3 separate regions of the Homo sapiens genome follow, and all the other regions are linked to region 3. Evidence: chromatin contacts called from ENCODE Hi-C or POLR2A ChIA-PET data. All regions are on one chromosome and are shown on one strand. Each heading gives the region's core, a stretch centred on a gene start or an enhancer-like site at or near the end of the contact. The rest is flanking DNA. Distances are from core to core; before and after follow the strand shown.

What was found. A loop is a pair of places that touch in the nucleus more often than their neighbours do. ChIA-PET counts read pairs that join two places held with the same protein, here RNA polymerase II (POLR2A). Pooled maps may share reads with other maps.
Region 1: a pooled map shows a loop between it and region 3 (7-fold over the local background). The contact joins the promoter of NRAV here to the enhancer-like site in region 3. A Hi-C loop is called at or near these places in 1 of 50 pooled maps. POLR2A ChIA-PET finds 5 or more read pairs at or near these places in 3 of 52 experiments (H1, activated B cell and activated CD8-positive, alpha-beta memory T cell).
Region 2: a pooled map shows a loop between it and region 3 (6-fold over the local background). The contact joins two enhancer-like sites. A Hi-C loop is called at or near these places in 4 of 50 pooled maps. POLR2A ChIA-PET finds 5 or more read pairs at or near these places in 2 of 52 experiments (B cell and activated CD4-positive, alpha-beta T cell).

The regions. Positions count from the first base shown.
Region 1 is chr12:120,494,339-120,497,761 of GRCh38, forward strand. It overlaps NRAV (negative regulator of antiviral response), which reads right to left and starts at 1,608. Exons shown (of 2, transcript NR_038854.1): 1 at 1,485-1,608. It overlaps DYNLL1 (dynein light chain LC8-type 1), which reads left to right and starts at 1,775. Exons shown (of 3, transcript NM_003746.3): 1 at 1,775-1,878; 2 at 2,078-2,215. The coding sequence starts at 2,084. RefSeq lists silencers at 1,319-1,368, 1,659-2,178 and an enhancer at 1,433-2,099.
Region 2 is chr12:121,838,364-121,841,655 of GRCh38, forward strand. It overlaps HPD (4-hydroxyphenylpyruvate dioxygenase), which reads right to left. Exons shown (of 14, transcript NM_002150.3): 13 at 1,569-1,685; 14 at 1,164-1,475. The coding sequence ends at 1,365. Among named protein-coding and RNA genes, the nearest start is that of TIALD, 16 kb to the right of the region's middle. RefSeq lists enhancers at 485-1,155, 1,827-2,496 and a silencer at 1,118-1,317. Within about 2 kb of position 1,293, at least 16 of the 41 ENCODE cell types and tissues checked have a DNase peak (open chromatin) inside an H3K27ac peak, as active enhancers do.
Region 3 is chr12:121,239,020-121,242,536 of GRCh38, forward strand. CAMKK2 (calcium/calmodulin dependent protein kinase kinase 2) reads right to left here. Exons shown (of 17, transcript NM_001270485.2): 17 at 1-1,850. The coding sequence ends at 1,680. Among named protein-coding and RNA genes, the nearest start is that of P2RX4, 31 kb to the left of the region's middle. RefSeq lists a silencer at 1,747-1,826. Within about 2 kb of position 1,637, at least 24 of the 41 ENCODE cell types and tissues checked have a DNase peak (open chromatin) inside an H3K27ac peak, as active enhancers do.

The DNA.
Region 1 (3,423 bases), core at 358-2,857, 740 kb before region 3:
CGATCTCGGCTCACTACAGACTCTGTGTCCCGGGTTCAAGTGATTCTCCTGCCTCAGCCTCCTGAGTAGGTGGGATTACAGGCACGTGCCACCATGCCCAGCTAATTTTGTATTTTTAGTAGAGATGGGGTTTCTCCATGTTGATCAGGCTGGTCTCAAACTCCTTACCTCAGGTCATCCACCCGCCTCGGCCTCCCAAAGTGCTGGGATTATAGGCATGAGCCACCGCACCCGGCCTATTCCCATCTTTTTCTTTCTGGAGTTGTGTGCCTCTGCTCAAATTGTTTTATTTTTATTTTTTGAGATGGGGTTTGGCCATATTGCCCAGGCTGGTCTCCAACTACTGAGCTCAAGCGATCCCCTTGACTCGGCTTCTCAAAGTGCTGGGATTACAGGTGTGAGCCATCATGCCCAGCCACAAATTGTTTTAAGGAGTAATGAGAGTAGATGGTCAGAGGAAAATGTAGAAATGTAAATAGGAAGCTTCCAGATACATGATTAACCTGATAACTTATTTATGGAGGTTCGAAAAATACATTATAGGCATTTCAGAGCTGGTTGTTCAAAACCTTGCTGTGGCCTTTGGGATAGTTGTATAAACTGACAATTATTGATAAGATTCATTGATCATTTACTATGTGCCTCACATTGTGCTGAGAGAACTTCAAATGTTTAATACTGCTAACAAGCGTATGAACTGGTTTCCTTTTACATTTAGTCCTCCTTTACTTAAAGAAGACATTCAAATAGCTAGTAAATGACAGTGCTGGGATTTAAATCCAGATCTGACTTGTCCCTCAACTCCCCCAAGATCTTGCTTTTTTAACCACTTCGTGTCTCCTCCCTAAGCCAGAGGGGACGTCATCTCTCTAACGGCCGCTTTTTCGTCCATTAGAATACCTCCTCCTCAGAGATAAATCCCAACCAAGAATCTCTCCCACACAGGAAAGACTGCCTCACCTGAGCAAGAAGCTTCACCCTGGACAAAAACCCCGGGGCTCAACACTCCCAAATCCACCCGGATCCCCATCCCCAACCCCTTAAAGGATGTCCGCATTGCTTGGCAGAGACCCCACTCTTGGGGATAATCCCTTAATTCGTAAGGAAACACCCTCCCTCCTTGAAGCCCTCCCTCAATCCTGAGGATGCCCTCCCCTAAATATTTCAGAGCAGAACCGACTACAAATGGGGCCCAGTGCAAAATGAAAACGTAAGGGTCCCTCCTGTGAGACTGCACTGCTGGTTTACCCACGAAGCCGGCCCTGCTTCAGAGATACCCTTTCAGTAAAGGGAGAGGCCACCTCTGTCGTAATCCTGCTAACCTGGGGTGCGAGATCATGCGACCTGTCGTGGTGGGGGGGCGGGGGGGTGGGGGCAGGAATGGCCACCAACTTCTAGAGACTGTTGTTCGAGAACACACCCTGGGACAACCTCCGTGAATTTGGAATCACTTCCCTTGGCCCCGGCAGAAGCTCCCTTCCTACCTCTCCAGACAGCTGGGTGGTCCTCGTAACCCGGCCGGGGCTCCACCTTCTGGGTGTGTGGGCCTCGTAGCGTGCGGCCCATTGCCCGGGCAACCGACGCCGTGAGCGGTGCATTGTGGTCTGCAACAAAATGCAGGAGAAAGATCCTGAGGGAACCATGGAGTCAATGGACCAATGGAAGAATGCCGTGGGCTGCGTCAAGCCAATAGGGTCGCGCGGCGAGGGGCGGGGCCGGCGGGAGCAGGGCGGGGCCTGAGCACTAGGCGGCGGCGGCTGGCGTGGGGCTGCTTAGATGCGCCACGGTTTCGGTAGCGACGGTATCTCTAGCCGGGCCTGAGCTGTGCTAGCACCTCCCCCAGGAGACCGTTGCAGTCGGCCAGCCCCCTTCTCCACGGTGAGAAACTCGGGGGGCCAGGGGGTGTCCTCGCTGCCTTATTTCGCCCCACTCCGGACTTAGCCCTCCGCGTAGCCCGCGCTTCCTGAGAAGTGGGGTGGGGGGCGTCGTCCCGTGGTGGCGCCGGCCGGGGTGGGGGCAGTTAGTGCCTGGGGGGCGCGGCCCAACTCAACCCCTTACCCCAGGCCTTGCCCACTAGGTAACCATGTGCGACCGAAAGGCCGTGATCAAAAATGCGGACATGTCGGAAGAGATGCAACAGGACTCGGTGGAGTGCGCTACTCAGGCGCTGGAGAAATACAACATAGAGAAGGACATTGCGGCTCATATCAAGAAGGTGAGGATGGGCGCGGGGGCCGATACGCAGCCGGGAGCAGGGGGTTCCTTCCCCCCGATCCTGCTTTCCTAAGGGCGCCTGACAGGTCCCGGGAATACTGCTGGCGGCTTGGGGCGTAGAAGCTTCCAGAAAGGACGCAGATGCATTTTGCGCTCCTGTGGAGAAGACCAGACCCCCGGCGTCCGAAGTTTTTTTTTTTTTTTTTTTAATTACCCAGCTCCGCGGGGGGAAAGCGCCACCTAGCAACGGTATCTAAGATCAGGGAGCAGCGGTTCCCCCTTCTGTGTGGTTCCTGCGCCGAGGATCCATCTGGGTGTTCCGGAGGGGGGAGCTGCGTGGGTGTTTCCAGCCGGGCCGGGAGGAGATCTTGCCAGCCTTCCAGTGGGGAGTTGAGGGAAGGTGGTGGGTGGTGGCGGGGCTGGGGGCTGGGGTAGGGGCTTGGTAAATGGCAGTCTAGAAAGCCGGCAGGACTGCCAACTTCTCGAGCAGTGTTTGCTGGAAGGGAAGAAAGCTGGCAGCCTAAGCCGTGGGAGGGTTCCAGTCGAGAATGGGAAGATGAAAGACTTCAGATGGAACAGAAATAAATGCCTTTTTTGACAAACGCAGCAGTGCGTGCCTCTAGCTTGCAAGAGCGTTACTCCCCTTCATAGCTTTAAAAGGTTTTCGCACTGCGTGCAGTTAGAGTAGCTAAATCTTGTGTGACGCTCCACAAACACTTGTAAGAATTTTGCAGAGAAAGATAACCGTTGCCACCCAATGCCCCCCACAGGCATTCTACTCCCCAGTACCTCTTAGGGTGGGAGAAATGGTGAAGAGTTGTTCCTACAACTTGCTAACCTAGTGGACAGGGTAGTAGATTAGCATCATCCGGATAGATGTGAAGAGGACGGCTGTTTGGATAATAATTAAGGATAAAATTTGGCCAGTTGACAGATTCTGTTTCCAGCAGTTTTTACAGCAACAGTGGAGTGCTTCAGTATTGTGTTCCTGTAAATTTAATTTTGATCCGCAATCATTTGGTATACAATGCTGTTTGAAGTTTTGTCCTATTGGAAAAGTCTTGTGTTGCAGGGGTGCAGTTAAGATCTTTGTGATGAGGAATGGGATGGGCTAATTTTTTGCCGTTTTCTTGGAATTGGGGGCATGGCAAATACAGTAGGGTAGTTTAGTTCTCTACACAGAACATGATAAACTACACCTGTTGATGT
Region 2 (3,292 bases), core at 43-2,542, 600 kb after region 3:
TCTGAGACCAGGAACCAAGGGACCATATCCTACAGTTGATGAGCAGGGATGCTGCCCCTAGAGTCCCTTGTCTAACACTCTCCCCTCTCCTGTGTTCAGAGGTTTGGGCTCTGGGTAGCAAAACTGAAGACAGCTCATCTTTAGAGATCATCGGCCGGGCGCGGTGGCTCACGCCTGTAATCCCAGCACTTTGGGAGGCCGAGACCATCCTGGCTAACAAGGTGAAACTCCGTCTCTGCTAAAAATACAAAAAATTAGCCGGGCGTGGTGGCGGGCGCCTGTAGTCCCAGCTACTCGGGAGGCTGAGGCAGGAGAATGGCGTGAACCCGGGAGGCGGAGCTTGCAGTGAGCCGAGATCGCACCACTGCACTCCAGCCTGGGGGACAGAGCGAAACTCCGTCTCAACAACAACAAAAAGAGATCATCAAGCCGGCAGACAAGATGCTGCCAAACTCTGACCCCACCTCAGGGCCTTTCTCCGTTCGCTCTTCCTGGAATCCTTTTCCCGAGCATGGTCCCATGGCTGGCTCCCAAATGTCACCTTCTCGGAGAGGTCTTCCGTTATCAAAATTAGCTCCCCTGCGATCTTCGCTTCCACATATTCTCATCAACTGCCTTTTTTTTTTTTGAGACAGGGTCTCACTCTTGCCCAGGCTGGAGTGCAGTGTCAGGATCAGGGCTCGCTGCAGCTTAGACCTCTGTCCATCAATCGATCCTCCCACCTCAGCCTCCTGAGTAGCTGGGACCACAGGTGTGCGCCACTACGCCAGGCTAATTTTTATTTGTTATTTGTGTAGACGCAGGGGGGTCGGGGTCTTGCTATGTTACCGGGCTGGGCTCGAACTCCTGGCCTCAAGCGATCCTCCCACCTCTGCCTCCCAAAGCGCTGAAATTACAGGTGTGAGCCACCACGCCCGGCTCATCGCTTGCTTTATTGTCTGAATCGCGTTTATCTCTCTACAAAAGCAGTGTCATCCGTCTTTCCCTCCAGAGCAAGTCCCCTTCCTTCCCTGGTTCCAGAATTCCCCTCTCCGCGTGGTCCCGCTGGCAAAGCGCTGGCACCCGCAGCTCCTCGGTCCCGCGGCGCTGGCGGCCGCCCTGGCCTCCCCCTGGCTGCCATAAGGCACTACTGCCTTATGCGCAACACAAACACAGACACAGTATTGGACCGGGGCACGCTTTAATCGGGAGGGCTGGAGCAGAGGGCGGCCCCGCCGAGGGGCGTGGTCAGTGTGGGCGGAGCCTTGGGGGCCGAGTCCGCTGGTGGGCGGGACCCAAGGGGAGCAGCCAGTAGGGAAGTTGGGCGAGTTCCAGAATCAGGGGGCGTGGCTGTGTGGCTGTGGCCTCCGTGGGGTGGGCGGGGCTTACATGCCGGGCACCACCCCATTGGTCTCCATGTTGGTGAGGTTACCCCGCAGGTTCTGCTCCTCCTCGAAAGCCTTGAACAGTGAGTTGAAGTTGCCGGCTCCAAAACCCTGTGGCGGGAAAGAGAGGAGATGAGCCAAGGACCCAGAAAACCGAGTGTGCTAGCTGCCTGTCCCCTCGGGCCTGCCGGGGACAAGCAGTACCTGGTGGTTGTGGCGCTGGATGACTTCCAGGAAGAGCGTGGGCCGGTCCTGCACCGGTTTGGTGAAGATCTGCAGGAGGTAGCCTTTCTCGTCGTAGTCCACCAGGATTTTCAGCTCCTAGGCGGGAGACAGGGGGCTCTGCTAGGGGAGGCTGGCACGGTGAGATCCTTGGAAAGTCCACAGGGGCTCCTGCACCCCAAAAGTCTGGAAATGACCTCTTTTTCTGGCAGTTCAGCCACCTCCAAATATATCCCCAAACTGTCCTATTACTATCCCCCTACTACAGTTCCTAAGGCACCATTCAAGACTGCTGCCCGCTTCTAATCTTGTATCCTTACAATCCATCCTCCCCGCAGACATTATCAGGACACTTTCTTTTTCTTTTTTGAGACGGAGCCTTGCGCTGTTACCCAGGCTGGAGTGCGGTGGCGCAATCTTGGCTCACTGAAACCTCCGCCTTCCGGGTTCAAGCGATTCTCCTGTCTCAGCCTCCCGAGTAGCTGGGACTACAGGCGCAGGCTACCATGCCCGGCTAATTTTTGTATTTTTAGTAAGACGGGGTTTCACGATATTGGTCAGGCTGGTCTCGAACTCCTGACCTCAGGTGATCCACCCACCTCGACCTCCCAAAGTGTTGGGATTACAGGCGTGAGCCACCATGACCTGCTGCGGGATCTTTTAAAAGTCGGATCATGTCATTCCCCTGTTTAAAATCCTCCAGTGGAAATCGGAACCCTCATGTACTGCTGGTGGGACTGTAAAATGGTGCAACCACTTTGGAAAACAGTCTGGCAGCTTCTCAAAAAGTTAAACATATAGTGTTGCTTCCTTAAAATACGGATTAAAAAAAAAAAAGGGGGTGGCCAGGCATGGTGGCTCACTTTGGGAGGCCGAGGCAGGTGGATCACCTGAGCTCAGTTCGAGACCAGCCTGGCCAACATGGGGAAACCCAGTCACTACAAAAAAAAATACAAAAATTAGGCTGGGCAAGGTGGCTCACGCCTGTAATCCCAGCACTCTGGGAGGCTGAGGTGAGTGAATCACCCGAGGTCAGGAGTTCGAGACCAGCCTGGCCAACATGGTGAAACCCCATCTCTACTAAAAATAAAAATAAAAATAAATTGGCTGGGCATGGTGGCACACGCCTGTTATCCCAGCTACTCAGGAGGCAGAGGCAGGAGAATCGCTTGAACCCGGGAAGTGGAGGTTGCAGTGAGCCAAGATCGGCCACTGCTCTCCAGCCTGGGCAACAGAGCAAGACTCTGTCTCAAAAAAAAAAAAAAAAAAATTAGCTGGGCGTGGTGGCGGGCGCCTATAATCCCAGCTACTGGGGAGGCTGAGGCAGGAGAATTGCTTGAACCCAGGAGGCTGGAGGTTGCAATGGGCCAAGATCGCACCACTGCACCCCAGCCTGGGAAACAAAGCAAGACTCCATCTCTAAACAAACAAAAGGGAACATGGAATTACCATGTGACCTAGCTACTCCTAGATATATTCCAAAGTGCATTGAAAACACGTCCACACAGAGCCTTGTACATAGATGTTCACAGTAGCATTACGTATAACACCCCAAAAGTGGAAACAACCCAAATATCTATCAACGAGGAATAGATAAACAATGTGTGTCTATCTATACAATGGGATATTTTTCAGCCACAAAAAGGAACGAAGCACTGACACACACCCCACGCAGATGAACCTTGAGCACATGCTATGGGAAAGAA
Region 3 (3,517 bases), core at 387-2,886:
TTCTGAACTGCTTATAAGATAGCAAAACAAGTCTGGCTAAACTACAGTCAAGAGCTTAGGATCTATGGAAGCCAAGAAGGCCCAGGGCTCCATGAATGGGCTGGGCAGGGGCACGAGGCCTTGCCTTTGTCTGAGAAGTCCTCACACCACAGCTGATCAGATGGAAACAATGGGGAAGCAGAGTTTCCCGGTGCCGTCTTTCCCCAGCCCAGATTCCACCAAGCGCTGGAAAGCAGAGCTGGGAATCTCCCAAGGCAGAGTCCTTCCAGCTTTCCTCCCCCTCAACTTCACACTCCCCTACCTGTGGCTCTGGAAGGAGTCACACTTGAACCTCAACCAAACTTCCCAATATCAGTTGGAAGTCAAAAAGATGAACCCTTTCTTTCTGGACTTTTAGCTACAAAGGGGAACTTCCTGTGCCAAGCCCTGGTTTCCTCATACCCCAACGAGTGCTGTGGGTTTCAACAGTCTTCTCTAAAAGGGTGCCCCAAGGTTATTGTGTGGAGTCTAGGGAAGCTCAGATCCTCAGGATGATCATTTGTGTGTTGGTCCAGTGAAAGCATTTCCCACCTGGCCCTCCAGAAACTGGGTATTTCATTGACCACAACAATCAGCTAGGATTTAAAATGAAAACAAAACCTTAGCAGTCTTTAGAATATACAGGTTATGAACTAGCTAAGCTGCTAATATATATACAGGCGGGCATAGGTTTCATCGGCTCTAACTGATCACATGCCTGAAGCTGTGAAATATATCCTGGAAGCTCTAAATAGTTTCTGAACTACTGTGCTCTAGAGTTCACTCTAGTTAGAGACTTGAAAAATGTTTTTGTTTAATCTTAAGCCATGTAATGTACATGGAAGCATAGGATTTCACCCTGAAGTTTTCGTAATTTGACAAAGAGATTTACCAGAGCTCGGTCAGCTATCTCAGAAACCTGCTTTGAGCAGCTGTCATGAAGAAACACGTTCAGTCTTTCAGGAGAAATGTTTCCCCACCACAGCTGCTGAATACCCTTCCAGGCTTGGAAAATCCCCTTCCAGCAGCACTTATTAAATTTCAAGCCCTTTCTGTTTTCCTGACTACAATTCTACCCATAAAAAATTTAAAAATCCTTCTTACAAATAAGTTGCATCAAAGCTCCCTGCAGCTACTGAGGGCCAGCCCTGCTCTGACTCCTTGAGACCACGGCTCTGGAAGGTGCCATGGTTTCCGGTTTGCACTAGGAGCCACATCTAGCCCCCTACTCCCTCTCAAATGCAGCAACCACCTCCATGGCCTCAGACCGCCGGAGTTTTCTGCTCGCCTTTCCACAGTTGTCAAACCCCACACACAGTCACTTGGTATATCTGACGTGGTTCTGAAAATCACAATGAAGGATTTTTGGCATAAAAACGTTTTAAAAAGCAATTGTCCCAAAATGCACGTGGGTTTGGGTCTGCAACTCCTCACACCCGCCTGTCCAGCCAGCCAGCGGCCACGGTCGACGTCATGGAGTCAAGTCCTTTTTTTTTTTTTGTCCCCTTTAAAACAACAAAGGAAAAAACAAATAACCAGAGATGACGATCGAGGCTCTACACACGTGCTGGGTTTCCGTAGGACATGCTGCTATGGAAACGCGGTGCAGCAGCCCCCCAGAGGCGACGCGGCGCGCATGCGAGGTCGAGCGATCCAGGCAGCTACTCGGGCTCCATGGCCTCCTCCGGCCGCAGTGGATGCATGCGTGCGGGGGAGCCGGGGGCGGGGGCCCAGCAACTTTCCACGCAGGGACTGCCTCTCACAAGAGCACTTCCTCCTCCCCCACGGGGGGCGGGTCGGTGCCCTGGAGGTTGTCTTCGCTGCCTTGCTTCCTGCTCACCGAACAGAAAACCAACATTAAGACTCTGAGAAATGCCAGCGAGGCCCTGAGCCAGCTGCTCCCACATCTGGGCCCCCTGCCCAAGTGGGCCGTCGCGCACCCCCTGGAACGTGATCTACGTAACCCAGTCTTTGAGATCCTCTCCCCTTTTCCTTGCTCACATAAATTTTTCAAAGGAGACTTTGCACGCAGCCCCTCTGTAAATGAAAGACCAGCATCATTTGCCAAAAATAGCAAGGACCCGTACAACAGTTCCAAAACTATGTAACACCAAAATTCACTGCACAAATCCCAAGTAGAAGGCACCCCCCACCCCACGGCGCCTGTCATACCAGGTTTTTAGGTACTTCGATCCCCCACTTAGGCTATGAGCCCTTACAGGGAAGGGACTGTGACGCTTGTCCTCAGTCACCAGATGTTGAGTTCCTTGTGTGTGGGGGTGATCAGAGCCTCCCCTGCCTGGCCTGGCACACAGCTGGCCCTCAAGAAAGGGCAGATGACAACTGCTCCAGGGATCCTCCCGCCTCAGCCCTCCTGCAGCCAGCCCTGAGGGAGGAGCACCTCAGACAGAAGAGGAGGCCCCTTCCCTCTTGGAAGTGGGAGGAGGAGAGCCCTTGTTTCCCTGAAGAGCCCAGGCTGGAGCCGCCGGTGTGACAGCGTGGATGGCGTGACAGGTGCGAGGGGAATCCCCGAGCCTATCCCCTCACCACCATCACACAGCTCCCCTGTTCTTAGGGAGGTCACTGGGCATGCCACATGGGTTACTGTCTGTCCTTCCCCCACAACAATCCGTGTCTCCTGTCCAGGAGGGAGACTGTCCTTACACAAGGGAAAGGAAGCGTGATGTCTGGCTTGCTATGTTTCTGATGGAGAATGTGGGTAAGGTCCCTGGGGAGGGGGGCGCTGTAACTAGACGTTAGGTCAGGCCCTCAGTCTCTGCCCTCGCAGTTGCCTGTTGGTAGGGGTTGGGTCTTACTGCAGACGGCAGGCAGGCCCCCAGTCCAAGACCCCCAGTGCCTGAATCAGCTCTGTGAGCTCCCATGACCAAGGCATCCTACCTGCTGGGGGCTGAGGGCAGGGGATCCCAGGTGAAGAAAGGAAGGGGCAGCATAGCCCTTTGGGGCCAGTCTCCATCTGCTGGTGTCTTGCAATTTTGATCTCATTGAAACGAAGGCCGGGCACAGTGGCTCATGCCTGTAATCCCAGTACTTTGGGAGGCTGAGGCAGGCAGATCACCCGAGGTCAGGAGTTCAAGACCAGCCTGGCCAACATGGTGAAACCCCCATCTCTACTAAAAAAATACAAAAATTAGCTGGGCATGGTGGCACATGTCTGTAAACCCAGCTACTCAGGAAGCTGAGGCAGGAGAATCGCTTGAGCCTAGGAGGCAGAGGTTGCAGTGAGCCGAGATCACACCACTACACTCCAACACTCCAACCTGGGCAACAGTGCAAGACCCTGTCTCAAAAAAAAAAAAGAAAGAAAGAAAGAAAGAAAGAAAATAGGAAAGAAACCAACAGCAGACTTGCTCAGAGACAGGAGGCAGCCCCGGTTTGGCAAACCCTAAAATGGAGATTGAGAGGAGGAAGGCCGAGGAAAGGCCAGCCCGCTGGGTTTCCACTCCATCATCCGTGAGGCTCACACCCAAGGCGGGGCTGC